4 separate regions of the Homo sapiens genome follow, and regions 1, 3 and 4 are each linked to region 2. A link is an interaction called in ENCODE POLR2A ChIA-PET data of the cell type or tissue named here. Cell type or tissue: OCI-LY7. All regions are shown on one strand. Links, peaks and the distances in the headings refer to the core of each region. The heading gives the core; the rest is flanking DNA.

What was found. ChIA-PET counts read pairs that join two places held together with the same protein. Peaks named below come from ENCODE experiments on the same cell type or tissue, not always from the same donor. Only the 100,000 strongest peaks of a DNase experiment are listed, where the experiment ranks them.
Region 1: POLR2A ChIA-PET joins it to region 2 with 11 read pairs; 3 of 35 experiments call an interaction of 5 or more read pairs at or near these places.
Region 3: POLR2A ChIA-PET joins it to region 2 with 12 read pairs; 5 of 35 experiments call an interaction of 5 or more read pairs at or near these places.
Region 4: POLR2A ChIA-PET joins it to region 2 with 10 read pairs; 2 of 35 experiments call an interaction of 5 or more read pairs at or near these places.

What each region holds. Positions count from the first base shown.
Region 1 is chr5:107,439,571-107,447,497 of GRCh38, forward strand. The region is part of intron 1 of EFNA5 (ephrin A5); the gene reads right to left. Among named protein-coding and RNA genes, the nearest start is that of EFNA5, 230 kb to the right of the region's middle. In OCI-LY7, for the core only: no CTCF peak of the experiment used is centred there; no DNase peak of the experiment used is centred there.
Region 2 is chr5:107,510,254-107,518,180 of GRCh38, forward strand. The region is part of intron 1 of EFNA5 (ephrin A5); the gene reads right to left. Among named protein-coding and RNA genes, the nearest start is that of EFNA5, 160 kb to the right of the region's middle. RefSeq lists silencers at 1,835-2,129, 7,073-7,122 and enhancers at 1,835-2,129, 3,114-3,173. In OCI-LY7, for the core only: no CTCF peak of the experiment used is centred there; DNase peaks (open chromatin) are centred at 1,938, 3,318, 3,708, 4,218 and 3 weaker places; H3K4me3 peaks cover 3,583 bases; H3K27ac peaks cover 5,000 bases.
Region 3 is chr5:107,452,615-107,460,541 of GRCh38, forward strand. All of the region lies in intron 1 of EFNA5 (ephrin A5), which reads right to left. Among named protein-coding and RNA genes, the nearest start is that of EFNA5, 210 kb to the right of the region's middle. In OCI-LY7, for the core only: a CTCF peak has its summit at 4,712; DNase peaks (open chromatin) are centred at 3,825 and 4,734.
Region 4 is chr5:107,369,295-107,376,854 of GRCh38, forward strand. No RefSeq gene overlaps it. Among named protein-coding and RNA genes, the nearest start is that of EFNA5, 300 kb to the right of the region's middle. In OCI-LY7, for the core only: no CTCF peak of the experiment used is centred there; DNase peaks (open chromatin) are centred at 4,017, 4,307 and 4,787; H3K4me3 peaks cover 1,652 bases; H3K27ac peaks cover 1,867 bases.

The sequences.
Region 1 (7,927 bases), core at 1,250-6,249, 71 kb before region 2:
GCCACTACCAGCACTTCTCATGATACCCTGCACATGGGAGAGACTCAGCATCTACTTGCTGCTCTGAGCAAATGGCTGCTCTGAGGCGAGAAGGCACACTATTTTTCTAAGTAAGCATAGTTTCAACTCTGAAATTAACTCATGGCACTACAAAAACGACTGTATTATCACCTGGCAACTGTGTTATCTCGCTGTTTTAGCAAAGGCTTTTGCCCAGAGATAGAATGAAGGGTGTTACAGAAAAGTCACATATTCCATTTTACCTTTCCTTGACCCTGGAAATTAAAACAGAATATGCCACCACCCTTCAACAATTGTATTAAGTGCATTCTAGGGGCAAAAGAAACCACGAGGTACTTTGTTAACACCAGAATACATGAAACTGTCATTTCATGCACACATTTATTGGTGGCCTGTGGTTTAGACTGGGGAACAAAGGTACTTCAGTTCATCACATAAAAATGGTTTTGCACTACTTAGTATTATTATTTCCTCCCCACACTCATTAAAAGGATATCCATTCATACAGCTGGATCCTCTATTTACTTTTATAGCCTGGACCACAGAAAGATATATGCAAGAAAAATGCAATCATAAAAAATGAGAAACTAATTGCTCTATCCCAAGGAAACATAAGCGGGAGAAAGAAATAAACAATTCACCATTTATTTCTCAGAAATAAATCTAAGCACTTTAGAGGATTCTCAAGTACTACAATATTTCTACCTACTTAAATGCTTGTCTATCTCAATGACAGAGAATATAGTTGTTTTTCTTTTTCCACCTATCATCTTAATAAACTCTACTTTCAAAATGTCTACCTTGGAAAAGAACTATAGTTCAAAGGGAGTGCACATGATCTTCCTATTGAACTTTCAGAATTTTTGGTATTGCCAGAAGCTCTGAATGAGCCACTTGTGTGGACTGCAAGGTTTCTGAGGCAAGGTTAATGTCAAGACACAAAGACGATGAAATAAGCAGATGATAATGGGCACTCCATACCCATGAAAACTCAGCACTGTCAGCTTTGAGAAGACAGGGTCACAACTTACTTTCTTCAGTACTCAGTAGTGCAATCCCAGATCCCAAAGTTTCACGACGTACACATTAACATTTTATTGCTGCTCACACTGTTCAAGGCAGACAGAAAGAGAGAATGTGAGCTGTTTTTGGTCACAAACTCAGTGTTGATGAGCTGGGTCAAAAAACAACACAGGATTTACAAAACCTATGGGAGATATTAAATGAGCCTGGGACTAAGCACAGAATCTGTATGCTATGTGATGGTAAATGTTACTCTAATATAGCACGTCAATTGATTTATTTACAGAATAGGATAATTTTACTTGTTGATGTTTTAATTCAACATCTGGGTATCTACCTTGTACATGCCAAATATTTATCAAAATCATACCCCATTTTGCATGCTAAAAAAAAAACTTGGATTTTTTTTTTTTTTCAGTTCTACAAATATAAAGTATTCCTTTCAACCCTCTCTCTGAGAAGTAAAGGCATAGGGTAAACAGGGATTTCACCTTGGTATATCTCAGATTTCTGGCTCAGGACACTCTGTATCTGAGAAAGATTCACAACAGCCAAAACCAACTCAAGGATGTTTTTAAATCCAGTCATTAATTAAAAACCCTAAGTCATGGTCACTGAAAGTACTGGTTACTATGGTTCTATAAACGTGATTAGGGAAAATAACATGACATGTGCTGGCCAGGTGAGCAGATTAGAAGCACAATCTACCAGGCTAATATAAAGAGTATACCCACTCTTGGTGCTGTTAAACCTGCCCTGAAGCATGCACTAATATTCAGGGCTGGAGCAAGGAAGGATAGCGTCCTATCTGCAGAAACACCTTTTCCTTCCTTGTGTAGGCAGTGAAGCTGTGCTGGAATTGCATTTCCCACCATATAACTGGGACATGATCTGAAGCTTACATATACTTCAGTTTAGTTCTGAATCCTAAGAAGTTACAAATTATTCCAACTCACTAGAGGAAATGAAAATTAGGAGCTGTGGGAGGTGCCTATTGTTTTTCTGTTTTAGTTTAAATATGAATTTCTGGCATAAAAGCTGAAGAAATATACTTACATATGCATAGCACTTTCTGGTAGAACATTAAATTTAGTTTATTTTTTAAATAAGGGTGGTGCCTTCTGAATATAACTAATATCTCTAAAGATGTCAGAGATGTTTCCAAGTATATGGAAACAGGAAATACTGCATTTCTTTGACAATTAGGACATTTAAAAATTTGTATCACATGTGGAAAATTGTGTTGATTCTAATTATGAAAAAACTTACTGGACAACTCAAAATTAGACATATCACTCCTGATTTTCTTCGAATCTAAGAAATCCTCCTACATAAAACTTTTGATAAAGGTTTTGACTCAACAACAGCTACAACCATCTTACTAGAGTTGAGAGCAACAAAATCCTAACTCACCACTCCTTGAAAACACCAGGTTATTTGCCTTTGTATTCTAGACCAATAACCTGGCTTTGTATCCTAGACACTACTGATGTTCACTAGTCTTAACCTACAGTAATTATATAAATATACACAGCATGCATGACATCAGCTTGCAAAGAGATGGCCTTTTTTTTTCCCATTGATACTTAGTCTTAATAATTTCACAAGAACCCTACTTCGGAATCAAGACTATAGAGAGATATACTAGTAAAATAAAGTTTGAGCCATCATCTTATCCAGCTGTTTCCTTTTAGAACTCTTAACTACCTAGTTTCTTTTTTTGAAAATCTCCAGGGGAGAATTTCATTCTAAAATAGTAGTTCTTTCCCAGGACCTATAGATGTCATTCAAAATTCAGTACATAAAGAAATTCTCTTTTCAAGGGCATCCAGCTTTCCAGTGTAGTTCAAAGCAATCCCCTCAACCCTGCCCTGTAAGAAGATTTGAGAGAAATGTATAGAAAATGTAGCTTATGTTTTCCTAGGAAAGTTGAGCTGATTGTATTATCAACTGTCTATTGCATTAGCAATTTCCAGCTGAATTACAAACTGTTTCCCTGCATTATATTGCTATTGTTCAATATCATTTTATTGCCCTAATGAAACAAAGCTATATAATATAACCATAAAGTACTGATTACAGTTAACCATAATGGAAGCGAGCTAAGGAAAGCTCTATTTTTAAAATAAGCAAAGAAAAAGAAGAAATGCTGATACTCAGAAGACTTTTTTTTTTCTCTTTTTGGTTTTCTGGATTGGGATCAAAACAACGCTGACAAATTACTTCTTCTTTCTCTTCCAACAATACAGATGGTATTTCCCCCCAAGACAGAATTTCTAGAAAACTTCCCGAGGAGCGAAAGTTCCCCAGGTACTAAAAAAAAAAAAAAAAAAAAAAAACCCTGTGAATTATAAATATGTCTTAAAAAGTACCTACCTCAAACCAGAGTATTCTCTTCATATCATGGAAGAAGATATCCAAATTTTCCCTGGGGTACAGGTTTCTCCCTGTCTGTAGATGAGCTCTTGGAAAAGTACCATTATGAAACCATTAGGGGCATTGCTTATTGGCCTATATTAAATCGACCAGCAACACAAATGATTAGGATGCTGTGCTGGGCAGGAGGCTGCCCAAATAAGATGGCAAATCCATAGCTAAGGTTTCTGCCTTTTAGTAAAGGCAATGAAGATGACTTGGCAGTTCCTTATATACCCAGCTCCTTTTCCATAGATAGAACCAGTAAACAAAGAGTTGGAAAGAACAGGCAAAAGAGAAATTTCTTGGGTGTTGCTAATTAAATGATGACTATAAGCTGCAGTGCCAGGCACTTGCTGTCCTCTGACATGCATGCCAGACCCACTATACCCCCTCAAGAACAGCATAATTAGAGCAAGGGGGAACAGAGTATCATTCCCCAAGCATTTCTTGTGTTGAACTGGAGACAGTTAATGAAACTACTGTACAGTGCTGTAGTGGCAGATGATCTGTGACTGCCCTTTTTCTAGGCGCTTAAACTTTCAACATCTGAAAAATTCTTCTTGCCATTTCTGCAGTAGATATGGTGTAAATGCCACATGTTCTTACTCATAAGTGGGAATTGAACAATGAGAACACATGGACACAGGGAGGGGAACACTACACACTGGGGACTGTCGGGGGTTGGGTGAAAAGGGGAGGGAGAGCATTAGGAAAAGTACCTAATGCATGCAGTGCTTAAAACCTAGATATCAGGTTGATAGGTGCAGCAAACTACCATGGCACATGTATACGTATGTAACAAACCTGCACGTTCAGCACATGTATCCCAGAACTTAAAGTAAAATGTAATAAAATAAATTTCAAAAAGATATGGTGTAAATGTAAAGTACACTTGAAATGCCTGAATGTCAAGATCAGAGACTAGGTCCTCCAAGACAAACTCTGGTAATGGAACAATCCTTATTCTTCTAGAGATCTTTGGTGAGTATTCACATTATCTACGAGGAACGTGGATGATAACATCATCCATGTGGACACAGCATGCTGAGTGCTACATACTATATTTGATGCACTGATCTGATGTAAGTGGTTCAGAACAGTTTCCGCAATGCTCAATATACTTGCATTTTCTCATTTCTGCACCCCTGAAAAAAGCTAAAGATAAATCAGGGTGATATCTGTTAGACCTCTTTCAATAGTGTGTATTGCTTGAAAGATGAAAGAGAACATGCATTTATCTTTTCCTATTAGAGTGCTAATTTATGCAAGTTCATTTGCCTTTTGCATCTATTGATTGGATTCTTGTTGTCTCATCCCCTGTACTCCATTAGAATCCTCGCTGACTTAACAATAATGCAAAGGCAGACAAAATTTGTACAGATTTTTACATGCTCTTGCATCTATAGCCTATTTAAAAGTTTGCATAAGCAAGACAGTGTAAGTAGAAATTATGGGCAACATGAAAAAGTATTTCACATCATTGCATCAGAAAGAAAATCTCAGAGAAGATGAGAATACTTAATGGTTGAACTTCTCTTTTCAATTTTAAATAGTCATGGCTGAACATTTGAAAAGAATCTTGTGCTTCAGGCATGCCGAAATTAAAATAGAAGCGCAATTTGAGATTACAGTTTATAAAACCAGTAAGCACAGCTGCTACATGTAGGACAGGAATGGCCCTCCTTTTCCAAATCCATTTGTGTAAGTCAAACTTAGAAGTAAAATTTTCTTTACTATGAAAACTGGCAAAAGGACACAGCCCTAGGAGAATAATTTTCAGACATGGTTTCCTATGAATTTGCTCCCAGACTCAAAGAATGCTTGATTTCCTGCTTCATTGGGAATATATATACATATTAATTAGTTTAAATGCTTACCGTTTATGGGGTCAAAATCTGATTTTAGTTCCAGGAATAATGATAAAATAACTTATTTAATATTAAGTGACATAAAAGCTGATAATCATAGGACAAGAGTATAAAGATTGCCATTTAAAAAAAGTTTTTTGGAGATAGAGTCTCACTCTGTCAACCAGGCTGCAGTGCAGTGGTGTGATTTCGGCTCACTGCAACCTCCACCTCCTGAGTTCAAGTGATTTTTGTGCCTCAGCCTCCCGAGTAGCTTGGATTACAGGCATCCACCGTCACACTCGGCTAATTTTTATATTTTTAGTAGATACAGGGTTTTGCCATGTTGGTCAGGCTGGTCTTGAACTCCTGACCACAAGTGATCTGCCTGGCTGGGCCTCCCAAAGTGCTGGGATTACAGGTGTGAGCCACCACACCTGGCCTCAAAGATTGCCATTTGAGATATAACTTTAAACCCCAAAGAGTATTTTAATGCACTTTGTACAGAGCACATATGTGCTCTATTGAAGGGTTTATAACTATTCCTTCTGGTTTTCACTTCACTATGTCCAAAAAGGAAGAGGGAAAATGTAAAAGTCCAGTGAGAATCTGATCTGTTCTCATCCTCCAAGTGATTTATGGCCTCAGAGACTTGACAATGGAGAAATCGCAAGATGCTCACAAGTCACGAAAAGGGAGGCTTCTCAGCTTATTGAGGATGCTAGAGTTGTTCAGGCAGGGATGTTCGACAGAGGCAGAGGGACACCTAGCAGGTGTGGAGTTCAGCCACCCAGACCTCTCCAAGGATGGCTGCAAATAGCACAAGATGTCCACGAACACTAATAGGCGTCCTCTGAACCACTTGGGAGGTGTCACTAATAAAAAGTGGAAATCAAAATGGAAAGAAAATTTCACCTCTAATCCTTCTTGTGGCACCTGGCTTTTTCAGCACATATGGTACATAAAGTTTGTTAATGTCTGGTAGTTATCGAGTAAATCAGAGTTGATTAAAGATGTTTCAACTTTATCTTCATTTTTCAGACTTTATAGACATCCATCTGATAACTGAGAATAAACAACTATTTTATTGGTTGTGGCAGACAGTTCAGGAAAGAGGTTAAGAGAAAGGAATACACAGTTGTCTGCCTATCTTCGAATCTGGGCTCTGCTGCTACTAACTGTGTAATCTTGGCACATTCCATGACCTCTCCACATCTCAGGTTCCTCACCTGTAACATCAGAACATAACACCTCACTCCTAGGACATGTTAGGATTAAATGTATAAACTAAATGAACAAATAAATGATGACTAAAAGTACAGTGCTTTGTACAGTGCCTGACAAATGATTAAGTGCTCAGTATGTATTAAAACAAAGTAAGAGGAATATATTCAATTATACTATTTATGGAACTTTTAGGGTATTATTTTTACCACTAAAATGAATTTTAATTATTTGAAAAGCATCCTGAGAATCTCAAAGATCCTGCAAAATAAAAATTTCAACAGTCATTATTACATATCTTTAGTAGGTAGAGTGTAATTTTTGTTTATGAAGAAAGGAAATGTGATTTCTAAAACTTTAGAAAGGCAGGACCTGGTGGCTTACACCTGTAATCCCAGCACTTTGGGAGGCTGAGGCAGGCAGATCACGAGATCAGGAGATCGAGACCAGACCATCCTGGCTAACACGGTGAATCCCTGTCTCTACTAAAAATACAAAAAATTAGCTGGGCATGGTGGCGGGCGCCTGTAGTCCCAGCTACTCAGGAGGCTGAGGCAGGAGAATCGCTTGAACCCAGGAGGCAGAGGTTGCAGTGAGCCAAGATCACGCCACTGCACTCCAGCCTGGGTGACAAAAAACTTTAGAAATAAAAAACTTAAAAAAATAAAAATAAAAACTTCAGAAAATGGGGAAGAAGACACTGACTTTCTCAAGGGGACTGTCTATGCACTCACAAAGAAATCTCAGTCACCTTCTGGAAGCATGCAGGATATATAAATACACAAAGGAAGGGTGGGCAGTTGCCTCTGTGAGGTAATTCTGGGACACAAAGGCCATCTTTAAACAAAACTGCCTTCCCAAAAGTGAATGTCAATCCTTAAATATGTGTAAAATGTTACTTTGCTTGGGAGGAAAATCTTACTTGCCAGCTAACGCATTAACATATTTTCATCTCTCTGACCCATTAATACCTGTCACCCAGCAGAGTTAAGACCCCTGAGAGACTGGTGAACACAGTGGGTAAGTTTTTATGAGAAAGGGGCCTCAGGAAAGGGGAATCAGACTGAATGACAGAGGTACAGGGTGACAACAGAGGAACACTGAGACTTTGCAATTCTGCTGAGGTCAGCTCAAAAGACTAAGTGTCTTCACACTGCATTAGACTAAATGATGTTTCTCTACAGGAAGGCCTGTTTTAACTTAAACTTTAAAATTACGCATTTGAGCAATATGATATTCGACTGACCCTCCAACCTTTCCTAATTTGATTGACTTTTCACATATTTATGTCCTGGCTCCCTTGTTAATTAAGTAATTCATTCAAGACAAGTATATTGATAGCCTCCTGTGGCTCAGGCTTTGTACTTAAAGGTGGAGAAACAGAAATGAACCAA
Region 2 (7,927 bases), core at 1,437-6,436:
TGACAGTTACAAATGCCATGGCAATGTCAGGAAGTTACCCTACATGGTCTGAAATGGGGAGTAACCTGCAGTTCCAGGAATTGTTCACCCTTTCCCAGAAAACTCATAAATAATCCACTCTCTGTTTAGCCTATAATCAAGAAATAACTGTAAGTATCCTTAGTCTAGCACCTCAAGCTGCTGCTCTGCCTATGGAGTAGCCATTCTTTTATTCCTTTACTTTCCTTTCACTTTACTCTAGGGACTTGCACCAAACTCCTTGCGAGATCCAAGAACCCTCTCTTGGGGTCTGGATCTGGACCCCTTTCTGGTAATACTACAATATGAATACTTTAAATGGTGGTTACCAGGAAGTCTTAAATGTTTATGACAAGTAGGTGCTTAGTACGTTTTCTTGAATATATGAGTAAAGAAATAAACTAGAAAGACTGGGTCACAATTTAGAAAATAAGTCATGAGGTGCTGAAGACCAGAACAGCCCAATCTTTTTTTATAAACCTCCTGGATGCAAGTTTTAACACAGTCTCAAAAAAGTTGTGATCAGTTTCTCCAAAGCTACACACTGAGACTAGGATGACAACGAGCTACCTACTCAGGATTTTGCAAGGACCAAAAATCTTTTCTTACTTTACAATACTCTCAAACAGAAACTATTTTAAACTACATGGTTAATTCAACCTTGTGGACTGGATGGTCATCAAAATGATTATATAATTATTTCAACATAGTTGCATTTCTTTCTTTTTCTTTGTGTGTGTGTGTGTGTGTGTGTGTGTGTGTGTGTGTGTGAGACGGAGAGTTTTGCTCTTGTTGCCCAGGCTGGAGTGCAATGGCACGATCTTGGCTCACTGCAACCTCTGCCTCCCAGGTTCAAGTGATTCTCCTGTCTCAGCCTCTCTAGCAGCTGGGATAACAGGCATGCGCCACCACGCCTGGCTAATTTTGTATTTTTAGTAGAGACAGGGTTTCACCATGTTGGTCAGGCTGGTCTCGAACTTCTGACCTCAGGTGATCAGCCCGCCTCGGCATCCCAAAGTGCTGGGATTACAAGAGTGAGCCACTGCTCCCGGCACCATAGTTGCATTTCTAAATATAAAATCCCCACGAAGTTTGAAAAGATGATGAGATCAGGGATATTTGAACACATTTTTAAAGTAAATGGATGTATGGAATATTATGATAGAATATAGTAGTAGTGGTAGTCAAGCATGAAACTGGTAGAGAAACAAAAATATACATGTAAAATAAACTCAGTATTTTAATAATAAAATAAATGGTATCCTAAAAAATACACTGATTTTGTAAATCTATATTTTGCTATTGTGACTTTCTATGAATATCCATTTATAAAGTGTTACATTCCAACCTGAAGCTTTTTTAAAAGTACAACAATCTTTTTAGTTTCAACTTTAATCTGTAAATTAAGTGCCCTAAATCATCTAATAGCATAGCTCTAAATTCATCCTTATCACCACTGCCTATTTAACATCAAAACTATCATAAAAAAAATAGTTCTTATCTATCAATGCATACATATATTACTTTTCTTAAAAAAAACCTGACTAATAATGTGGCACCATGAACATGTTATATGTAGACATGGTTTGTTCAAAGGGCTAAAAAACAATTATAGCCCTGCCTACTCACAATGCATTCCCCCAAATTTTCATTAGCTTACATCATAGTAAGACTTCACAAAATTTTCATCTGAAAAGACCTACTTTCCTTAAGATCTTGCTCACAAAACACCCAAAAGGTGCATTTTGAGAAAATGAAGAAAATGCCATGATGCTATCTGTGGCTCCTGCAACACTTGTTTTACTTCCTTTCGAAAGAAATAGAAAGTCAAAAGAGACTTCAAATGGTGGGCAGATGTAAATGGCATTTGCCTGAAAAGACATAAAGCAGCATTCAACAGGGAAGTCCCACCCCACTGAGTCTGTATAAGCGCTCACTCCATCTCTGTTGTAGTTGAAGACAGTGGCTGTCAATCAATCCTGGCTCAGTGGTTAAAGAACCCCACATAGGCTCCTCAGTAGGGTGTAAATGGCTGCAATCGCCTGGGTATAAGCAACTGATTTGCAAGCTGAGGGGCAAAACAAAACAAACAAAACAACAACAACAACAACAACAACAAAAAACACAAAAACCCCCACCTTGTTTCTTCCTCACACAACCTGAAATCAATACTCTAGCCTGTTTTTTTTTACCTTCTAGGAGGTTTACAGTTCTTGTAGGCCATCATTACAGAGAGTCACAGAAGGCACAAAACTGAAGCATGTCACCCAGGTTAAGAAGCTGAAGACTTTGTGCTGATTTCCAGTGATTATTGCCATTAAAATAGAGCAATGAGATAAAGTTTTGCCAGAGCCAAACACACACCATGGTGTTTTTGCAAAAGCATATACGAGAACTTAACTCCAAGATGACAGCTCCATCAAGCAGCAATCACCGAGAATGCTGTTCTGAATTCAAAGGCAACCCTGCTAACCACTCTTTCTGAGTAAATCACTTAACTTCTTTTATACCTCAGGTAGTTCATTGTGCACTACCTCACCATGGGTTGCTTACCAAGAAAACGTAATAAAAATAATTGGGGAGCTCTTTGAAGACATAAAATTGCTGTGGAGAGAATCAACTGTAAATTTAAGTCTGTGCTCCTTGGTGAAGAAGTCTCCAAGTGAGCTAGTCTTGATGAGGTCTCCTTTGATGATTTGGACTGTACTACTCTTAGTAGAAAGAGGCTCTGCCCCTTCCTGATGGGTACTTACGTACCCAGTGGCCAGGAGGAATGGACTCAGGGATGGGGCTAGGGGCCTCACCCACCAGGCATGAGAGGTAATTTGTGCTTCCCTGGCTGCCTTGGCACCATGCCTCTGTAGCTTTGTTTCAGGGATGACATGCTTCAGCTCAGGCTGCTGTGCTTAAGTCCTACTGTAGTCAGAGATTTGGGGCTGGGAAAAGAGGGGCAGCTTTGCCCCCTCCTGAGCCAAGAGGAGAGGGAGAGGGAGAGAGAGAGAGAGAGACTCTATCAAATAAAAGCCTGTTGGGATTTACAAGGAAACACTCGCTTGGGAGCTCAATTAATAATAAAATGTGATGAGCATGTTGATTCTGTGGGTTTTGTTTCCAAATCATTTGCTACCTGCCCCATTTCAGAGCATGTCAGGAATGGGTACTCTCCCACTGCAAAGATGGGGAAATGAGTCAAAGTGTCTCACTTGTGTAGCAAGTGGAAGCCAGATGTCAGAAGATGTATGCTGGGCAGATGTTAGAATTTTAAAACGAGAACTACCTGAATGGCCCCAGCAGAAAACATGGTATTCTAAAAATAGGACACCGACACCCCACCGAAATCAACTGTTCATTTATTTATTCTACATGACGGGTGCTGTGGGGCACCAGCTTCTTGCAAGCCTGCAAAACTGCTTGTGATTCATAAGATGTTTCTGAACAGAAAGAGGCTGGTGGTATCCGTCCATTAAAAACAGGCTCTTCACTGAGATACTGGGCTCTATGTTGTTTTTTCTTTAATTCCAAGAACTCAGAGGGAGGGACAGAAATGCTCAGTGGATAGCTATGGATGGATGAGCAGAGGGGAGAGGAAATAAGTGTGACATGTAAGCTGATCTGTGTGATACAGTAAGAGAGGAGGATGTTGCGAGGTAGGCCTGGGTCAGCGTCGCACAGGTGTTGGTGCTGGAATCTGTTTCCTGAACGTCTGTGCTGAACACAAAAACAACCAGGACCACGGGGGTAGAAATAACAAGTCTCACATTGCTTTAACAAAAACAACAAAATAAAGCACTATTCCTGTTTTCTGCTGTTTCTGTCATGCTAAATGACATCCCTGTCCCCAGGTTTAGCTATGTATTTTGCCACCTCATAAAACCCCAATCAATCTTCCCTTCTCTTCTGGCACCAAGTTATGAAGCATCCCTGATCTTCCAGACCTAAAGAAAACAGCAGAGAGACGGGGCTCCTCATCAGGTAGAGGTTTTCTTTTTTGTCAGAATTTGAGACTAAATACAGATTGGAGTATTCACTTGGGAATTCAACAGAGATCCATCTTAAGGAACATTCCAAATACACAATCAGAAAGAAAGCATTTGTGTGCTTTTCTGCTCCTAGGAAAATGCAGAGAGAAAGAAAAGGTTACTGTTTCATGTGAACTGATTTCTCCCTTCTCTGTGGTAGGCAGAGAACACATCATCCCACCTGGAACGTGAGTCATTTGTGAAATGCTTGTTTTAAATTCAAACTTCTCCACAACCTGACGAGTGTGTGGGAGACCCAAGGAAGCTGACATACAAGGGCAGATTTATTTTTCTGCCAGAAGGAACCATCAACACAAAGGCCAATGGTAACCCTAAAAATGGAAATGTGCTAACCCTTTTTATTGTCAAGCAAATAAAAAAATTATTCTTCAAAGGAGGAGAAACAAATGCTCAGACCCTCCAATGGCTTCCTGTCTCATTCAGAGTAAAAGCCCAAGTCTCTACAAGGATTCTATGAGGTCCTACGTGACCTGCCTCCCGTCTCCTCTTTCCTTACTTCACTGACTTAATCTCCTACCTCTCCTTATGATATAGGAGTTAAGAAGAAATTAGGCAGATAGCAAGGGCATGGGAGTCCTTGATAAGGCTTTTCTTTTTAATGAAAAACAGAAAAACAGCCCCAAATCATTTTCTAACAAAGAGCTGCCTGCAAGCTAGGAGCTTGCATGGGTGAATGCCGGCAGGAACTAAGGACTAGACATGTGCAGGATGGCAGCTCCATCTTCCTTTCTCTGCCAGCCACGTGTACTGTCAAGGAGCAGACAAGATGGTCCCAATCAACTAGAAAGTCCACTTGCACTGTAACCTCCGCCTTCTGGGTTCAAGTGATTCTCCTGCCTCAGCCTCCCAAGTAGCTGGGATTACAGGCGACTGAGCCACCACACCTGGCTAATTTTTGTATTTTTTAGTAGAGATGGGGTTCCACCATGTTGGCCAGGCTGGTCTCAACTCCTGACGTCAAGTGATCCGCCTGCCTCAGCCTCCCAAAGTGCTGGGAATACAGATGTGAGCCCCCATGCCCAGCATCAAGACATGGTTTTTATTTTTTATTTTATTATTATTATTATTATTATTATTATTATTATTGAGATGGAGTCTTGCTGTGTTGCCAGGCTAGAGTGCAGTGGCACAATCTCGGCTCAATGCAACCTCCGCCTGCTGGGTTCAAACGATTCTCCTGCCTCAGCCTCCCTAGTAGCTGGGACTACAGGCATGCGCCACCACACCAGGCTAATTTTGTGTTTTTCGTAGAGACAGGGTTTCTCCATGTTGGTCAGGCTGGTCTCGAACTCTCAAACTCAGGTGACCTGCCTGCCTTGGCCTCCCAAAGTGCTGGGATTACAGGAATGAGCCACTGCACCCAGCAGACATGGCTTTTAAAGTGCTCTGTTTTATCTACTTAAGGCCTGGACTCCACAAATCAAATCAATGTGTTATAATACAGAACTCTGGGTACTTCCTAATCTTATAACCTCTTCCTACTCATGCTCACGCCCCAAAGGCTATCTATCTATGAGATATGTTGTACACAGGAGAATCCAAGCCCAAGAAACTAAAAATCATCCCAAAGCAGTTTAAAAATGAACAGGGTTTATTTTACTGTAGAGCTTGTTACATCATCCATTTGTTGAATTACCATTTATGTTGGGTTACTTATCCTTACAATTCAAATGACCTACAGCCCTAGACACTAGAATTTTATTTCATTTTTGAGACACAGTCTCACACTGTCGCCCACGCTGAAGCGCAGTGGTATAATCATGGCTCACTGCAGCCTCAAGTAACCGGGCTCAAGTGATCCTCCTGCCTCAGCCTCCTAAGTAGCTAGGACCAAAAATGGGCACCACAATGCCTGGCTAGTTTTGTGTGTGTGTGTGTGTGTGTGTGTGTGTGTGTGTGTTAATTTTTGGACAGACGAGTTTACACTATGTTGCCTAGGCTGGTGGCAAACCCTGGCCTTAAGCAATCCTCTCGCCTCGGCCTCCCAAAGTGCTGGGATTATAGGCCTGAGCCACCATGCCTGGTTGAGTTTTATTTTTTTTAAGCAGCCACGATATACAGGAATCAAGAGAATTTAATCCTCAAAAGTAAAAAAGAAAAACCTCTATGAAAGGAAATGACTTGGGCTTGTGTCTATGTAGTGCCCAAAACAACCTGTTGGTCTGCTAATCTGTTAATCAAACAACTGTTTTAACTATATTATGAGAAATAACCACTTCAAGTTATTTTTGTTTTTATAGAATTGACAACTCCTGTTCCTCCCAAACTGCTTCTTTGATACACTACACATATGGCCGTAAAAGAAAGAATGCTTTAAATACCATGAAGCCCACATCTAAGTACTTAATTATCTGGGAAGCTTATGATGATGGTGATGATGTTTTCCCTCAATGGTAAATCTAAACCATGTGTGACAGCTGCAAACCACAGCATTTATTTAGTAAAGCCAGGGCTCCTTGCTCCTCTGTAGGCTTAGGAAACATTTCAGTGATGTCTGAAAAATAATAAAATATGTTACATAAAAGTCCAATATCTAGAACCTCAAAAATATTATATTCAGTGAAAGAAGTCAGACATAAAAGAACACATATTGTATGATTCCATTTGTACAAAATGTCCCAAAAAGGCAAGTATATAGAGACAGAAAATAGATGACAGGCTATCTAGGGCTGGGGGTAGGCACAGGGGATGACTATAAATGGGTATCAACCTTTCTAGAATACACACGTCATAAAATTATATCGTGATGACTGGATGGCTCTGTAAATACACTAAAATTCATTGATTGTACATTTACACCTCATGAATTTTATGGTATGTAAATTACATCTCAATAACACTGTTACTAAAAAAAAAAAAAGATGGAAAAAAGTCCAGTATTTATAAAAGCTTACAGGTTATAGGGTGCAGGGAGGAGAAACTAGAAGACAATGATGCTATCTCACAGTATTCATCATGCAAATTATGGTTTCTGTTCTTTTCTCCACTCCTATACAATCATGGTGACTCAGGAGAGGGTTACAGGTGTGTTGAAGCACAGTGATAAAAGTACTGAACTCCGGGCCAGACTGCCTAGGTCGGCCACCTACTGCTCTGTGACTTCAGGACAAATCACTCGGTGCTTCTTGTACTTTAGTTTCCTCATCTGTAAACACTAGTAATAGTACTGACCTCATACGGTTGTTGTGAATATTAAATTCAATATATGAGAAAAGTTTAAAAGTGCTCACTATCATTATTATCCTTTTAGCCTCTTCTTGTGTGCCCAATAAAGATCTTGGTTTTCTGTATATGCCAAGATATGAAAATCACTGGGAAACAACGTCAAACAAATTGCGCTGCATTATGTCTGAATCATGTTCTGTGACAAGTCATATTACAAGTGGTACGGTTATATTATGCAATGTATGTGATAATGTGTGAGAACAAACGAAGCAGGCTACGTAAAAGACTTTTTCAAAAATAAGGTTGTACATCACTTAGAAACACATTCTTAAGGATCTATTAAACTCATATTTTCATTATAATCTGCTAAGTATGAACACTATAAAAGCGTTTTTGTCTACTCAATTGTCAGGGTCAAAGTAGAATTGGGTTGGGTTGATTGGTATATCTTTTAAAAATACTGTATTTTTCTTATGCAATGAAGTGTACTCAGCAGGGATCCAAACTATATATGCAACAACAAAACAGGATTAAAAGCTTTTTAATGAAGGCACTGTAAACAGCATTTTCCTTCTGCTTTAGAATATTTCAAATACAAAATTAGCAAGCCCCAGAGACTGGAATTTCTGCTACAGGAGAGATGAAAGGTTAACTGTCTAAAAAGGAAAGACTATGTTTGACATATTCTATTTAGAAAATAAAAG
Region 3 (7,927 bases), core at 1,109-6,108, 58 kb before region 2:
ACTTGGAAGGGCTGAGGTGGGAGGACTGCTTGAGCCCAGGAGGTCAAGGCTGCAGTGAATCGTGATTGAGCCACTGTACTTACTCCAGCCTGGGCTCAGAATGAGACCCTGTCTCAGAAAAATTTTTGAAAACTCTTGTATACAACAAATTATTATATCTTATGTTTTAAACCTTTAAAGAGTCATTTTCTACTTGAGCTTCTGGTTATTACATTACATACCTAGGAAAACTCATATATGTACAGACATGCATACACAGAAAGGCTTAACTCCAAAACACAAAATATTTCAGTAAAACACCTTAATCCTTCAAATAAGTGAAAAGAAAAGCTTGCCTGGCCTGATTTCTTTCTTTCTTCTTTTTAAAAAAGCTTATATGAATGTTGTATCCATATAAGAATAATAAGCCCTGCATTGTTTTAAATAAATCTCTATTTGATCTTCTGGCTTCTTTCTAAAGACACTTTACTTCTCAATAACAATACACTATTTAACTGGATATTGAAATACATAAACATATATTTTATTACAAAACCCTAGAACATAGTCACATTCTAGATGGAGTTCTAAAACTGACAGAATGTTCAGATAGAAAGATGTGAAGGCTATTTAGACATATTAGATATTAAAAGAATTGATAAAAATCATTGCTTTTTTATTTAAAAACTTCCTATAGTTGGTAAAGTCAGACAATGACCACCAGAATAATATAATAAATAAATCTTATATTCAGAACAAAATTTATTTCATCTGAAAAATATAAAAATGTATTATTACCAACTGGGTCTTATGTATGTCATTCTGATTTAAGTATAGCTTAAAATATGCTGAGCCTATTATATATGGGACTCTTTCTTATGCACTCTATGTATATTCATTTTACATGGGAATTAAACTCTATAAATTGAGTTCTACAAGTGCATAAGTACAGAAACAAATAGAAACCTATTTATAGGTAATTGATTTCATGATTTTTGGAGTTGACTAGGTGATTTTTAAGTGGCACTAGCAATGAGGTCTGCCAAGTTTCTACTTTTGAACATTTCTATACCTTGTGGTCTCAATTTAAAATACATGAGAAATCACAAATTCAAGCAATGCCAGAGATGAAAGGAAGACCTTAGCAGCAGCAGGTGGAGCGGAGGAGGTATTATTGAAATACTTGTTGATATGATTCAAGAGTGCTCAAGGCCATCTGATGCTAAGGGCCACAAGCAAAATCAGCAGAGGCCTAACCTGACTAATTGTCTCCCCTGATTGTGACGGTTTTGATTAGAAGAATAATCAGCTCTCAGCAGCCTGTAGGCAAAAATGCAAACTGAAGGAGTGTGAGTGTGTGTGTGTGTGTGTGTATGTGTGTGTGTGACAGATGCATAGCAGAATGAATGCCAGATCAATATTAACCCACTCTTAAAACATTAAAGGGGTTCCAATATGAACAAAAGCCAATAATTCCCTTCATAGCTAACTAGCATGAACGTTTTTCCTTCTGTCACTTTATAATTGCTTTTATACAATCTAAAGGAAATGCTGATATTCAGGCTTTCCAAAAGTCCAAATGCATTCATATTTTGTCACTGAAAATTGAAGTCATACAATTCTACAAGTCATTTTTGAGTAGTTACTTTAAAATACTTTATATTAAACTCAACAAGACATCGTTTTAAGATAAATTAGTAACATTTTTTCTTAAAGCTTTTGCTACTATTTCATCAATATGTTAATGAAAATGTATAAAAATTATACCTTTGTTTTTAAAATTAAGATTAAGAATATATATTTAATCATCCAAAGGACTACATTAAAATCAGCTGTAATCATCATTTGAAGCTTTACTTTGTGATTGTCTGCTTCTTTTTTCAGATGACCAGTCTCTCAGTTTTGTGCAAAGTATCTTAAACTTAGACTAAATGGTAATTTACTTCAATTATTATTCCTACATTAGAAAATTTTAAATCTCAAGATTTAGAAATTTAAACTTCCTGAAGTTATTAAGCTCTTAAAGGTGAAAGTTTGGGGAAATTTTATAATATGCAAATACTAACATTTTTTAGTGCCCATAAAAAAGCTAAGGTCATTTGGTTCCTGTGAGAATGTAAAATGTATACTTTATTTGCTTACAAATGTATCACATTTAGTATATTTAGATATAGGCAGGGAGGGAATGAGGAAGAATACATTTCAGAAAAAAATGTATAAATCTTTTGTAAATTGTATTTTTACTTAAACTTTCTTTCCACTGTGGCTATGAGAGAATGAGAGGGAACAAGAGCAAGAGCAAGTAGAGAGGGAAGGAAGCTTTTAGGTCTGAAGAGTTGAAACTGGGTTATTTTAAGCTCCATTCCATGAACAGAGGTGGTTTTATCTTCAGCTAAGTGTTTAAAGGCATGTGATAACACTAAATGCAGATTTCCATCTACCTGCTGGACTCAACAAAATCTCAAACCCTCAACTGGTGCCTCCAAATGTAACTGTCAGTCAGCTGATGTCAAAACCTAACGTCTTTTCCATGGCCTTACACATCTGGTCCCTGTCAGTGTCAACGAGGTTTGTTGGATGTGGTGTCATGGCAGGCAAATGATTTATATACACAGACCCAAAGATCTCAGAGCTCCTTCAGAGGATGCATTTCATCTGGTGTACTTGCCATCAACAAATGATTGACTGAAATTAAACAAAACCTTACATCCTGAAACGTGAGCATTCTCTACTCCCCCTCTTCACTCGGATCATGAATATATTTAGTTAGCCAGGGAGTTCACAAAAGACCCATGTCAACAGTCTATTAGTGAGATAGAAAAAAATGCACATTAAACACCTCCATGCTTTAGCCTCTGACCTCCTTAAGCTGGCACATTTTTAAAATTCTTTGTGGGATAAGGAATTACTAACCAGCCACACTGGAAACTCAAGAGTAGCTGGTGATCAAGTCCACCCAGCATTTTCCTTTGCAAATCTTCAGTTGAGGGAAGAAGACCTTCAGAAGTGAGTGTTGCCTTTATCAAATAAATTACCTAAAATACTGCACCAGATTAGAACAACAGCAAAAAATTCCTCATTCTTGTCTTTAACCTCTCTTATTTCATCTCCTTAGGACAATGCACAGACATGAGGCACCCAGAATGTCTCTTTCTTTGCTCTTAAAGTTTATTGTTGCAACCTGGTTATGGATAATTCTTTCCACTTTACTCAGTGTGAATTATTCTTTTTCACAAGCCTCATAATGAACTATAAAACTAACACTTTGGTCCAGTTAGCATTAGCATATGTTGAGAACAACTTTAATGCACAGCTGCCCTGACTGGGTGCAGCCAAACTTCTGATTTTGAGTGCTTCCTGCAGGAAAATGCCATCCACTACCTAGAAATGCTTCATACTCTGCTGTTGTTTGATTAACAGTTTTAGCTTTGACAGACATTAATACAATGTTAAAGATATTAATTGTCTCTTAACTTAGAACTCTTAATTGAAAAAGAATTAGGAACCTGGTGAATGGTTACAGGTCCATATTCCACATGGAGAGGGCTAATTAAGAGCTCTGGGGTGATGGGGTGGTGGCTTAGCTCCTAAAAGGAGGTGTCCATATATATCAATCTAAAGTTAATTTAACCTAAGCTAACTAGGGTGTGATTTATATTTTTATCCCAGAGCTCTAGGCCATTTCCCACAGCTCTCTCTTTTAACATGCTGAAACTTGCTTAAGCACTGAAGGAAGAAAAAAAGTAAGTAATGATTGTTTAGGTAATGTTAGGGTGGTGCAGATCAGCTCTTGAAGAAGCCAGCTGTTCATGCACTGTCATCTATCCATGCAGGCTTGTTCAAACATGCAAAGCAAGTGGGCTACAGTGCTTTCCATCTATCTAGGTAAAGGTGTAAAAAGTGGCATGTGTAGAAGCCAGCAAACAGCAGCAAAATCTTTTCAGATCTTGCTAAGCCTCTAGAGAGCTGAAAAACATTCCCTTTTAAGAGAGATGTTTTGAAACCAAGTGCTGTTGCAACTGTGCCAGTGGTTGGGGCATGTCTCTACACTAGTTGAACAAACCACACTTGTCCCAGCAAATCATCTGGCTTTGCTGCTGCTTTAGATGGGGCTGATCTATACCCTTTTGCATCTCTAATGCTCACCTCCTGTCCAGATGAGCTCTCTGGTCTAGCTTGCCCCCTTGTTCAATATGGCCATAGAAGAAATTTGGGGAAGGAAATCTGATGTTTGGGGTCTGTAAGCCCATTTCCTTTATAAATGCTATGCTACTTATCTAGTCAAAATGCATCCCAAGAATCTGCACAACCCTGAATGTTCATTCTGACCCTTAGCACAGTTGTTCTGCTAGTGTACACTGCTTCCCTTCACGCTTACTGTTGTGTTCTTAGTGGGGAGGAGTCTCTTCTTGCAGGTCAAACTCTGTACCTCTTTCCTCTTTGCCCAAGATTAGCTGGGCCCACAGGGTCACAGGCCCTCCAGTCAACCTACCAATGAACAGCCTCAGTGGCCCACTTAACTCTAATTGAAAGGCCCCTTTTGTCATTTTTAACAGATGTAAAGTGTGTGAATTTAAAATTCCAAATGCTGTTAATATACAACTCGCACAATGTTTTTTGCTTTAACATTCATTGCTGACCTGTTATGATCTAAAGTTCTCCAAAAGAAAGTTCGTGTTAATACTGCACTCCATAGAGGTGGTAGGAATAGTCTCTAGCCTGATGAAGGCACTCTAGATCCTTGACTCAGCCTCTGAAGGTCTAGGACCTCCCACAGTACCAATATCCATGAATGCTTAAGTCCCTGATATAAAAAGGCATCGCATTTGCATATAACCTATGCACATTCTCCTGTATGCTTTAAATCATCTCTAGATTTCTTATGATACCTAATACAATGTAAAAATATGTAAATCATTGTTATACTGTATTGTTTAGAGAATAATGGCAAGAAAAAAGTCTGTACATGCTCAGTACAGACACTTTTTATTTCAAATATTTTCAATCCAAGGTTGGTTGAGTCCATGGATGTGGCACCCATGTATAAGGAGGGCCGACTGTATTTACTTTACCATGTTATTTGAATAAGTTACCTAGTTTAAAAAAATAGCTAATAATAAGGAAAAGTGTGAGCAGGAGAGAGAATATGGGAATGCTCTGTACTATCTGCTCAATTTCTATAAACACACAATTGTTCTACTAATTTAAAACAAAACAGCAACAACAAAAACATAGTGATCCTCTGAATTGCTTCACATAGGAGCAGCAACTATGTTCACTTCACATATGTTAATTCGTTTGCTCCTTAAAACAACTCTAAGAAGTGGGTGTTGTTATTTTCATTTTGCAGATGTAGTAACAGACAAAGAGAGATTTTAGAACGTGTTCAAGGTTTCTATAGTGGCACCAAGATTCAAGTCCCCTTATCTCCTCTTCCAAATCCCATGCTGTTCCCTCTAAACCACACTATTTTCTACTATACGTTGATCATATCATATTTATTGTTGGGCTTGGCTACCAGTCAGAGCTAAATGTAATGCTCAATGAGAGTAAGATACTACTTTTGATATATTTGTTTTCTCTGACCTCTTTACAGTTTTTACAGTTGTTATAATTATTTGAACAGTTTCATCTGATATGCCTTTAATCAGTCATTCAAACACCTTCCCTGAGCTTTAACTATGTGCTATGTATCACCTTGGACTGTGGGGTACAAGGATGAATAGAAAATAATTCCTTTCCTCAAAGATTTCGGCCTGGTCAGGGGGACAGACCCATAAACTTGTAATTACATTTTGAGATGTAAAGGTGGGATCCCAAATATAGCCTTGGAGATAAGAAAAGGCTTACCCGAGTCAAAGTTTGAGCAGGAGTTATCTACAATTGGCAGAGGCACTCTAGATAGGATGGGCAGCATGAGGAAACCAAAAGGTACAAAGGTGAGAAACAAGGTGCCTGGAACCTGGAGTGCTAAAGCCTTTTTGGAAGTCGTGAGACAATAAACTGCAGTTATAAACTAGTACATCATTATAAAAAAAAATTGTGATACAGAAAACAGAGTGCTGAAAACCTCCGTATGGGTATCCTCAATTATTTGCTTAAATCGTAAGGGAAACTATGCATTGAACCGCTGTCTATCTCACAACACCATTTAAAACAATTGTTACAGTAACCAAATCACTTCAGTGGTTTTTAAGAAGTATTTTCTTATTGTGTGCAAGAGAAACTTTAATCATCCATTGTACATCAGGGGAAGAGACAGAATAATTTTAGTCTTTTTTTATTGAAAACTTCAGGATATTGCTGATATTTTAATAAAAGCAGTCTAGATCTTTTTTGTTTGTTGATTCTCTATAAAGGATTTCTAGGCACAAATTTTGATTTTTGTACCTTGACACCAAAATATACTTTTCCATAAACGTATACCTGACAATTCTTTGTTCTTTAACTTAAGGAGCATTTCTTCCTTCAAATTTACGTTTAAATTAACTGTTTTATTTTAGGACCTCAAAATATCAATTGGAGGCTACTGGCTCACGCCTGTAATCCCAGCACTTTGAGAGGCTGAGGCAGGTGGATCACCTGAGGTCTGAAGTTTGAGACCAGCCTGGCCAACATGGCAAAACCCCATCTCTACCAAAAATACAAAAAATTAGGTGGAGGAATTGGGAATAGCTTGAACCTGGGAGGTGGAGGTTGCAGTGAGTTGAGATCACGTCACCACACTCCAGCCTGGGTGACAGAGCAAGACTCCATCTCAAAAAAAATCAATTGGAACACATGAAAAAAAAAAAAAAGAAATGTAGAACAACAAAGCAGAACAAAGGCTAGAACTACAGAAAAATAGATGGTTAAAGTGAAGTGGGCCTGAAGATCATTTATCCTATGTTCATGTTTTATAGTTGAGTAACTGACACCCAGAAAGGTGAAGTCACTTGGCTAACATTGCCAAGTTCATTAACGGCAAAGCTCAGAGTAGAGTGAATTCCTGAATTCCAGGACAGTGCTGCAAAAATTATCTCCTGGAGTTCTGTAAATGTAAAAAAAATTGAAGACCCTGTGAGAGTTGAGAGTTTCTTCCTCTGCTCCACAGGAGTGGAAGGAAAGTGGTCAGAATTGAGTTGTCACGCAATGGCACAGCAGAAGAAAATTCCTAGCTTCAAGCAATGATTGGTGAGTTCACACTGTCTCAGTGGGGCAGCACCACCTGGAATCTCATATGAGGAAACATCAGATGATAAGGGCAGCTTGACTGGAGTCAGCTTTAATAGCCTTAACTTTGTCTCCAGTTGCCAACAAACAGCAGGGTCAGCTAGACAGCAGCAGCTACAGGTGGCCATCACCACTTCATCTCTCTTCCACTCTGCACGCCTCAAACGCTTAGCCTTAGGAACTGTTTAACCACTGCAGAGGTAACATTTTTAGGGCAATTTTGGCTTTTCTGGTTTAAAATCAGGAAAGGCTACTGTGTTATACAGAAGATGACTGTAGCCAATAAGGAATTCCATGCAGGAATGGCCTACTCTGCTAATCAAGAGGTAGGGACCTTTTCTGTGCCCTCATTTAACAATCTGTATTGGAATAAAAGCAGAACATATGTAAAGGCTTGGAAAGTATCTCCTTTTTGATTTTGCTGATGCCATCCTCATATTGATGAGACGAGAATTTTTTTTTAAGACACTAAAAATGAATTTAAGACATGGATCTAGCACCATGGAGCAAAGGATTATCGGCCCTAACCATTTCTGCTCCATGTCTTCTATTATTGCCTGCTGACTATTTCTGCTCATAAGGGACCATGAACTATCCATGAGTGCAAAATGGATACAGCACAAATTGATTCAGTAACATCACACAGACACGTATGAATAATGAGGCTCAGTTGCAGTCTGTCACACAGCAAGCATATCAGTGTAGCTGATTTATCGAAAACTTGAGTGAGTAAAGC
Region 4 (7,560 bases), core at 2,561-7,560, 140 kb before region 2:
TTCTAGTAGCATTAATTACTCCCTCTGTGCTTTCATCACACTTTCTTCCCAGCCCTCTTATCCTATATTTGTTTAATAGACTATTTTGCTTGCAAAGAACTGTGATTCACACAGGATGCCTCAAATAATGAGGGCTTATTTTAAGGACGCCTATGCTAATAATGGAGTCAGAATATTATGAAACTCTCAAAATAGAAGTCAAATAATGACCAGGCATTACAGTGACCAGAACTAGGAGGTTGTTCTGGGCTTAAGGAAGCAGCTCTATGGAACTGCACAATCAAAGTTAGGGCTTTGCTAGAAGAAATGACACTAGGTACATTCTGCATATCTGCTCTCTTTTGTTTATCTCCCTTTCTTCTGATTTATTCTATTTCTATTACCTTTCAAGCAGGATATACTAATTGTTCTGGGTAATTATTATATAACAAGTAATGGCAGAAATATTTCTTTCCTTGCCAGAATATATATAGGACATTGACTAGCCTGAGGATTGGCTGCTTCTGGGTCAGGTGCCCACTCCCTGTCCAATCAGTTATCAGTGTGATGACTTGGCATATTACATGGCAGCCCAGTAAATAAATGCCTTCTTTCTTTCCTCAGAAGGGACTATGGCCTCACAAGCTTCCTCACTGATGTGTGCAGCCCCATAATGACTGGGAGCTTTACCCGGGTGCAGCTAGTCTCCTTTTAAAAATATCCATAGTTCTGAGCACAAGTTCTGGCATATAGTAGATGCTCCATAAATTGTGACTAAATGAATAAGCAAATCTTTATATTCTTCTTTCCTGGGGCTAGTTTTGGGTGAAGTGAAGTAACTTGCAGTTTGCGTATGATTTGATATCACTTACTTGTCAACAGCAGGAAATTGCAGAAGGTTCTGGATTCTAAGACATGATGTATTTCACTTTTCCTCTGCCCTTTTCAGAAAAAAATTTTTCCTTGATCTATGAGAATCAAGCCATTGTAGTAAAGTCAGCAAGTCAATGTGATATGACATGAAGGCCAAACCTTATTTTAAGATGAGAAACTTGCTATAACTCCAGTCATTCTCTCTCATACCCTGGAGTCACTCTTCCTAAGAAACTAGAATAAAACTCTGCTAGCTACTACAGAAACAAGCAGTTCTGATGACTATAAATTTGTATTCTGGTTTCAAGAGGGGGAGTCAGAGTTTATTTCTTTAGAGAGAAGTCTGGAGAGCCTCCCTCCAAATGAGAACTTCCTCTAAACCGTGAACTCCTCAAGGTCATGGACAGACATCAGGGATGATGGGGTCTATGGGAAGTCATAGGTCAGCATTGCCTCCCCGCCCCCCCGCCACAGGAATTGCAGGCACACTGTGTCACTATGCTTCAGTTCCTTACATAAATTTCCCAGTGGGATTGTCCCCAAATGAAAACTGCACCGAGACTCTGTGACCACAGTGAGCAATGTAGACACGCAGCACCAAGAACAGATTTGTGCTGGACAAGGGCCTATCCCTCCCTGGACCGGCTCCCATTACACAGTCATCATTTTCACTTGTTCCTGCCTGTCCATCCACAAACTTGATCAGGGCAGAGGATGGGTTTAGAAGCAGGGGAAATATTGTAGTGATTACAAAATTAATCTTCCTTTTTGCAAATCTCCCACTAAAAAAAAAAAAAATCTCAATTCCTTTGGTGTAGGTTCTTTCCATATTTCTGGAAAGAAGAACTTTCTTGTGTTTGGGTGGCTGCTTCTGGAAGATTGTGTATACCTGTTGTATACAATAATGAGGGGTCCTGATGACAATTACGTTTGCTTCCTTCTATGTTATCTTTTTGGCTTCTCAGAGCATCCTGGAGAGTTTTGGTCAATATCTGTGGAACCCACTTTTTCTCTCTCCTCTCAATGGAGTTGTGAAAGTGTGGATCAGAGCACTAGGGTGTGTTTTTGTCTGCTGTGAACAGCTTAGCAAAGGAACTTGGCATCCTCAACAGACAGAGTAGGTAATAAGTCTTGTGGGCAGAATCAATGATAAAAGGAAGGGGGAAAAAGCAGGACTAAGAGATGAGGACAGCCAAACTGATTTCAGCTAAAACTGATTCAGCTTGCTAATGAATCCACCAGCTAGTACTGAATTCTTGATACTCTCCTCACTTCTCAAATCAAGTTAAAAAAATTGATTCCATGCCACTTACAAGAGGCAGAGCTGTCACTTACTAGGGAGATTAACTTGCTTTGTTGAATACTGACAGGGACCAGAGAAGGGCAGGACCCACAGAGAATGCAGGGCACTCTAATTTGTGATAACCTCAAAACCTGAACTAGTAGTAAATTGAGGGTTTGTAATTTGTGCTAACATCCAGTCCAGACTAAGGTAAGCCTAGAGAGTGAATTTAAGGAAGCCCTAAACCTACAGGATTTTGTGTCATCTTTGTGAATCCAAGTGCCCAGACTGGTCAGAGCTTTAAAGGTGCAGATCCTAGTCCTCTTTTTTTTTTTAAATTTTTTTCTTTTTACTGATACATACTAATAACAATAATTGTACATGTTTATGGGAGTAGATCCTAGTTTTCCTGCTCAGAGTCTGCACACTCTCACATTTAGCCAGCTACACCCATTAAGAAAGTTTGGGGGTCAAATATTGGAACAATGATGACTGCCCTGCCTCTGAATATTGGAGAACCCTGTAGGTGCGGAAGTCAGCTGAGTCAAGGAGAAAACACCAAGGATCCAAAATGCCAAGTGATGCTCCCTGCCAGAGTAGATGGTTTTCTGTTTCCTGCTGGGGCTCTGGGAAATTCTCAGTGTGGTCAGATATGTGAATACCATAGTACCTGGCTGGCCATCCCCCGTGTGATTTCTTTTAACCACCACACTTTTGCCCTATGGCTTCAGGTGTTAACAGACTGGTGTTTAAATGTGCCTAAAGTGACTCTCTAGTGTCCTTTCAAATACAACACTGCTTAGTACAGACAATGCCAAGAGAAAAAGGCTGTGGATTTATCAAATTAGAGAAAATGTTAAAAAGTATGTGACGTATGTATGTGAGGCAGGGGAAACTGCTTTTAAAAAGTAACAATATGGCTGGGCGCGGTGGCTCATGCCTGTAATCCCAGCACTTTGGGAGGCCGAGGTGGGTGGATCATCCGAGGTCAGGAGTTCGAGACCAGCCTGGCCAACATTGTGAAACCCCGACTCTACTAAAAATACAAAAAATTAGCTGAGTGTGGTGGCAGGTGCCTGTAATCCCAGCTACTGGGGAGGCTGAGGCAGAAGAATTGCTTGAACCCAGGAGATGGAGGTTTCAGTGAGCTGACGGTGCCACTGCACTCCAGCTTTGGCAACAGAGTGAGACTCCCTCTCAAAAAAAAAAGTAACAATACAAATTATTATTATTTTCAATTCTTCCTAATTTTTACAGATTAAGTTTGGCTATGCACAGGAGGAAGACACCTTAAGAAATTATGGAAGACCATTACACTTGAAAAGTTCACTTTTATGATAAAGCTGCAAGACTCACAAGAAACATTTGGAAGTTGCCTAGTGCCCCTCTCCCAATTACATTGCATTTGAGACTTCCTAAAGGGATAATACGTCATTTGTTTTTCCTTCAGCTGGAGCTCTTAAGTTCTTAGGAAGGAACAGTAACAAACCGGGGGCCTCTGTCCAAATCCTGGATCAACTTGACTCTCGTTCTTTCCCTGGCTACCTGAGTTAAGCAGCTTTCTTTTCCCTGTTTCTCCAGGAAAAAATGATGACAATCCTCCTTTCCAGTTAATTCTTCCCAAGATTGTTGGAAAGAGCCATTAGTTTATGTTTTATTCTTTATGCCTGTAAGATCTTGGGATGAAATACTCTTGATAAACCACAAAGCCTATTACTATTTTAAGTACCTGCATCTTCCAAGAGAAGGAACATGCTGGCTCCCTGCAGGAGAAACAAATGGAGTCAGCTTTCTGGCTGGCACACTGTCTTTAAGAAAAAAATAAAAAAGACACAGATCGTCTTGTTCCGTCTACTGAAGAAAATGTGTTCAGATTTAGTAAAGCCGAACACACATTTCAGAGGAGTTACTTGTTCCATACTCTCTGCTACACAAATCATGGTGGGGGGCGGGGGTTGTTTTGTTTCAGTTTGGTTATTTTTTGGTCCAAAAGAACAAGTTCTGAACACAAAATGGAGAGGATACCAGGGTGGTGATAAAATGTGCCTTTTAGGATGTATGTGGGAAGAAACATGTTCTTTCTCTTATTTTAGTATCTTGTTTCATGGTTGTGAAGGAAAGAAAATGACTTTGGCTACCTGCATTTCAAATCGTACGTGCGGTCTGAGGGAGCACCTGGCACTTGCAAGAAAACAGCATGCAAAAATATTTTGTTCTATTTTCCCATTGTAATCTCTCTTCCAGATTTTTTTTGTCCCTCCCTTTGTTTTCTTGTCAAGATTGACAAGCATCCATGTGTTACCAAGTGACATAAAGTTCTTGCTTGAATAATCATGACTAAAATCCAGGGTATTTTAAAGCGCATTATTGACTTGGAGAGCCACCCACTAGATTGAATTCTTCTGAATTAACAAAGACTGACAGCCTCAGCAAGGTACGTTTACCCTAAACGGTCAGGGCCTCCCAGGTTCCTACCGTAGCCCTGGTGCTGGCCTCTTCTTCCCAGGGCTGTTATGATGAGGGTTATGGAGCTAGAAAGGCTTTTCTCATTAACATTACAGAAAACTACATGTTTAGGAATTAAACTCTGGATCAAAAAAGCAGATGACAAGAAGAGGAACTGAAACTTCTTTTTATTTAAAGTGGGTAGCACTGCCTTGTTGACCTGCCATCAGCGTGAACACCAACTAATGCCGTTCTGGGATGAGATGGCAGAACTCATGGGATACTTAGAGAGAAAGAGGGGGGCATTTTTAATAAAAAGTAGTGAAATCATGTTTTACTCTCAGCATGTACTGAGGCTCTTGGGAAGGGAGTGTGACAATCTCTGAAGAAAATTGTTGAAAGGGTCATTATGTTGGAATATGCTGAACATGAGGCCTTTACTCCTTTTTCTTTCTCCAGTGCTAGGAGTGGCTACAGAAACTCTGTATAAAAGGGCTTAGAAACTGCATTCTGTTTGGAAAGGAGGAGGTGGGAAGGGAACTTACCTGGAAGCAGTATTTCTCAGCAAGCCCACTGTTTTTAATTAGGTACTATTTGTTTAAAGAGTGGCTTGGCTAATCACCTCCTCCCTCAAACCAAATGAACCCTTGGTGAAGCCCTTGACTAATTCCTTGGGCAATGCAATTTCCTTTAAAAAAAAAAATCTTATGCATTTATCATCTGTATAAAACAAAGACACGCAATTGATACAAATGTACTGCTCACAGGGTCCAGCAGTTACAACTCCATTTTAAAAATAGGCCTTCATATGTATTTAACCACTGAATGACTTGATTAATATAGCAGAATGTATCAAAATAAAAACTGATGGAGAATATTGGCCAGATTATTTCTAATGATTTTCAGAAATACTTGTTTTCCAAAGGGAATGTGCAAAAATTATAATGCTTTTCATAGCATTTTTTGCCAATGCTTTCCTGAAGGATAGTTATCAGCAGAATACAAAACTAATCTTTGCAAACAATCTCTAAGAAATTGTTTTGCAAACAATCTCTAAGAAATTGTTTTGCAAACAATTCTCAAGAAACTGTTAGAATGGTCAGTGAGCAATTCATCAGGATTATATTGAACTTTTAAAATGACACCTAGATTATAGACATTCCTATAAGACATTCAGGTACATACATGTGTGTTTTAGTCACCACATGCATGGACATCTAGATTCCAACATTTTCCCTGTGATTCTTTTTATACAACACCTTAGATTACTTGAGCATTCCAAATGCTTTGTTACCAGATTAGGTGTGTTGGTGCAGCACTGCTCATTGTCCCATCTCTGGTCCAGTCAGCTTTCCATTAGCGTGTGCAACAGTTTGCACGTTCTGGATTTTATACCATTTCCCTCATCTGTGTGTGGGTGTGTCCAGCCTTCCCACTCAATGAGGTTCTAGACATCTCACAATTAGGTGTAGATACAGTCTCAGTTTCAGGAGCAGCTACCTGACTATTCCATAAAGCAGAATCTGAAATTGTCATCTACTCCTCACTTCCCCTACTTCCTTAGGGGAAGAAATGCGTGATTTCTCTGGACCAGCACACCCATAATTTGCCTCAGTGACATTCAGATGGTGTTATGGGTTTTCACATTTTTACAGTAGCCTCTGTGGCTAATATGAAAATTTACACCATGCATTTCTCCACTCTCTTAAAGCCTACAATGCTTTTAACTCAAGTGTTCTATTTTCTAAGAAGTCCCTAACCCCATCTTGACTATTTTTAAAAGTAATTTCCTTTAACTCAATCTTACTAATCTATAACCCCAAACTTTTTCCCATTCACGTTTTAAAAAAGTATTTATCTCTCCTATTATTTATGTATAATATAAATGCTTGGATTTTATTTCTTCTCTATAAATCACTATTATGTCATGCTTACACGTAATGTCTGCCTTATGTTGTAAGCTTTGAAAGTACAGACTGTAAACATTAACTTTATTTTGCACAGCACTGAGCACAATGTCATGATCACTTAAATGCTGTTGATGATGATGGTGAAGATGACAATGATAACGTAATGCTGTTCTGGTTTGAAAATGTCATGTAAGGAGTCTAGTACATATTTTTTAATGTAAGTTGTTTCTCATCCTATAAAGCTGTCATTCTTCATTAACAAAAAAAGGTTACAGTAAGTTATAATTAGTGTTTAGTGCCCTGTCAAATAATTAAGTATAATAAAAAGCTTTCAATGAGCTTAATGTTAACATGGGGTAATTAAAGCCAAGTCTTGAAATGCATTAGGTGTCTATTATGTCAGATATTTGATGTTTTTTTCTTCTACAGATGAAATTGTCAAATTGTGCTTATAGCAATGTCATCATCAAAGACAAAAACACACTCACATCACATAGATGTAAAATGGGCTTTGACGTGCCCCAAAAGGGTAGAATTTAGAAAATGGAACAATCTCTCATACAGCCCTGTTATTTACAGATAAGGAAACTGAGTCCCAAAGATATCGTGTGACTTGCCTAAGGTCACACAGTAGTAAGTTAATTCTTCCTTGATTGTGAGAATTGAGGCTTTGGGCAGTACTGAAGAGATTATGATTATCATTACTGTTATTCTTTTCTTCTTCCAGTATATTTGCTGGGAAAATGCTTATTTGGTCTTTTTCTTGATGGGGTGAAAAAACTATGTCTAAAGTAAAAGAATACAATTTGTATTTGGCTCCTGTTGTATTTAACAGTCGTTTTAGGATGCAGGGCTTGTCATAGTGCCTATTTTAAGGCTCAAATACAGAGACTAGGCTGAAATCTCACTATTCTCTCATCAGAATAACTGGAATGCGCCCAGATACTTGGCCATTTCTAACTCTGCATTCTTTGAGCTTCCCAGGCCTTCTCTTGTGCATGTTGTATTATCTTTTCTGTCCACAAAGATTTTGAAAAATCAGCAGAGTACAAGTAGCCCCTGAAATAAAGG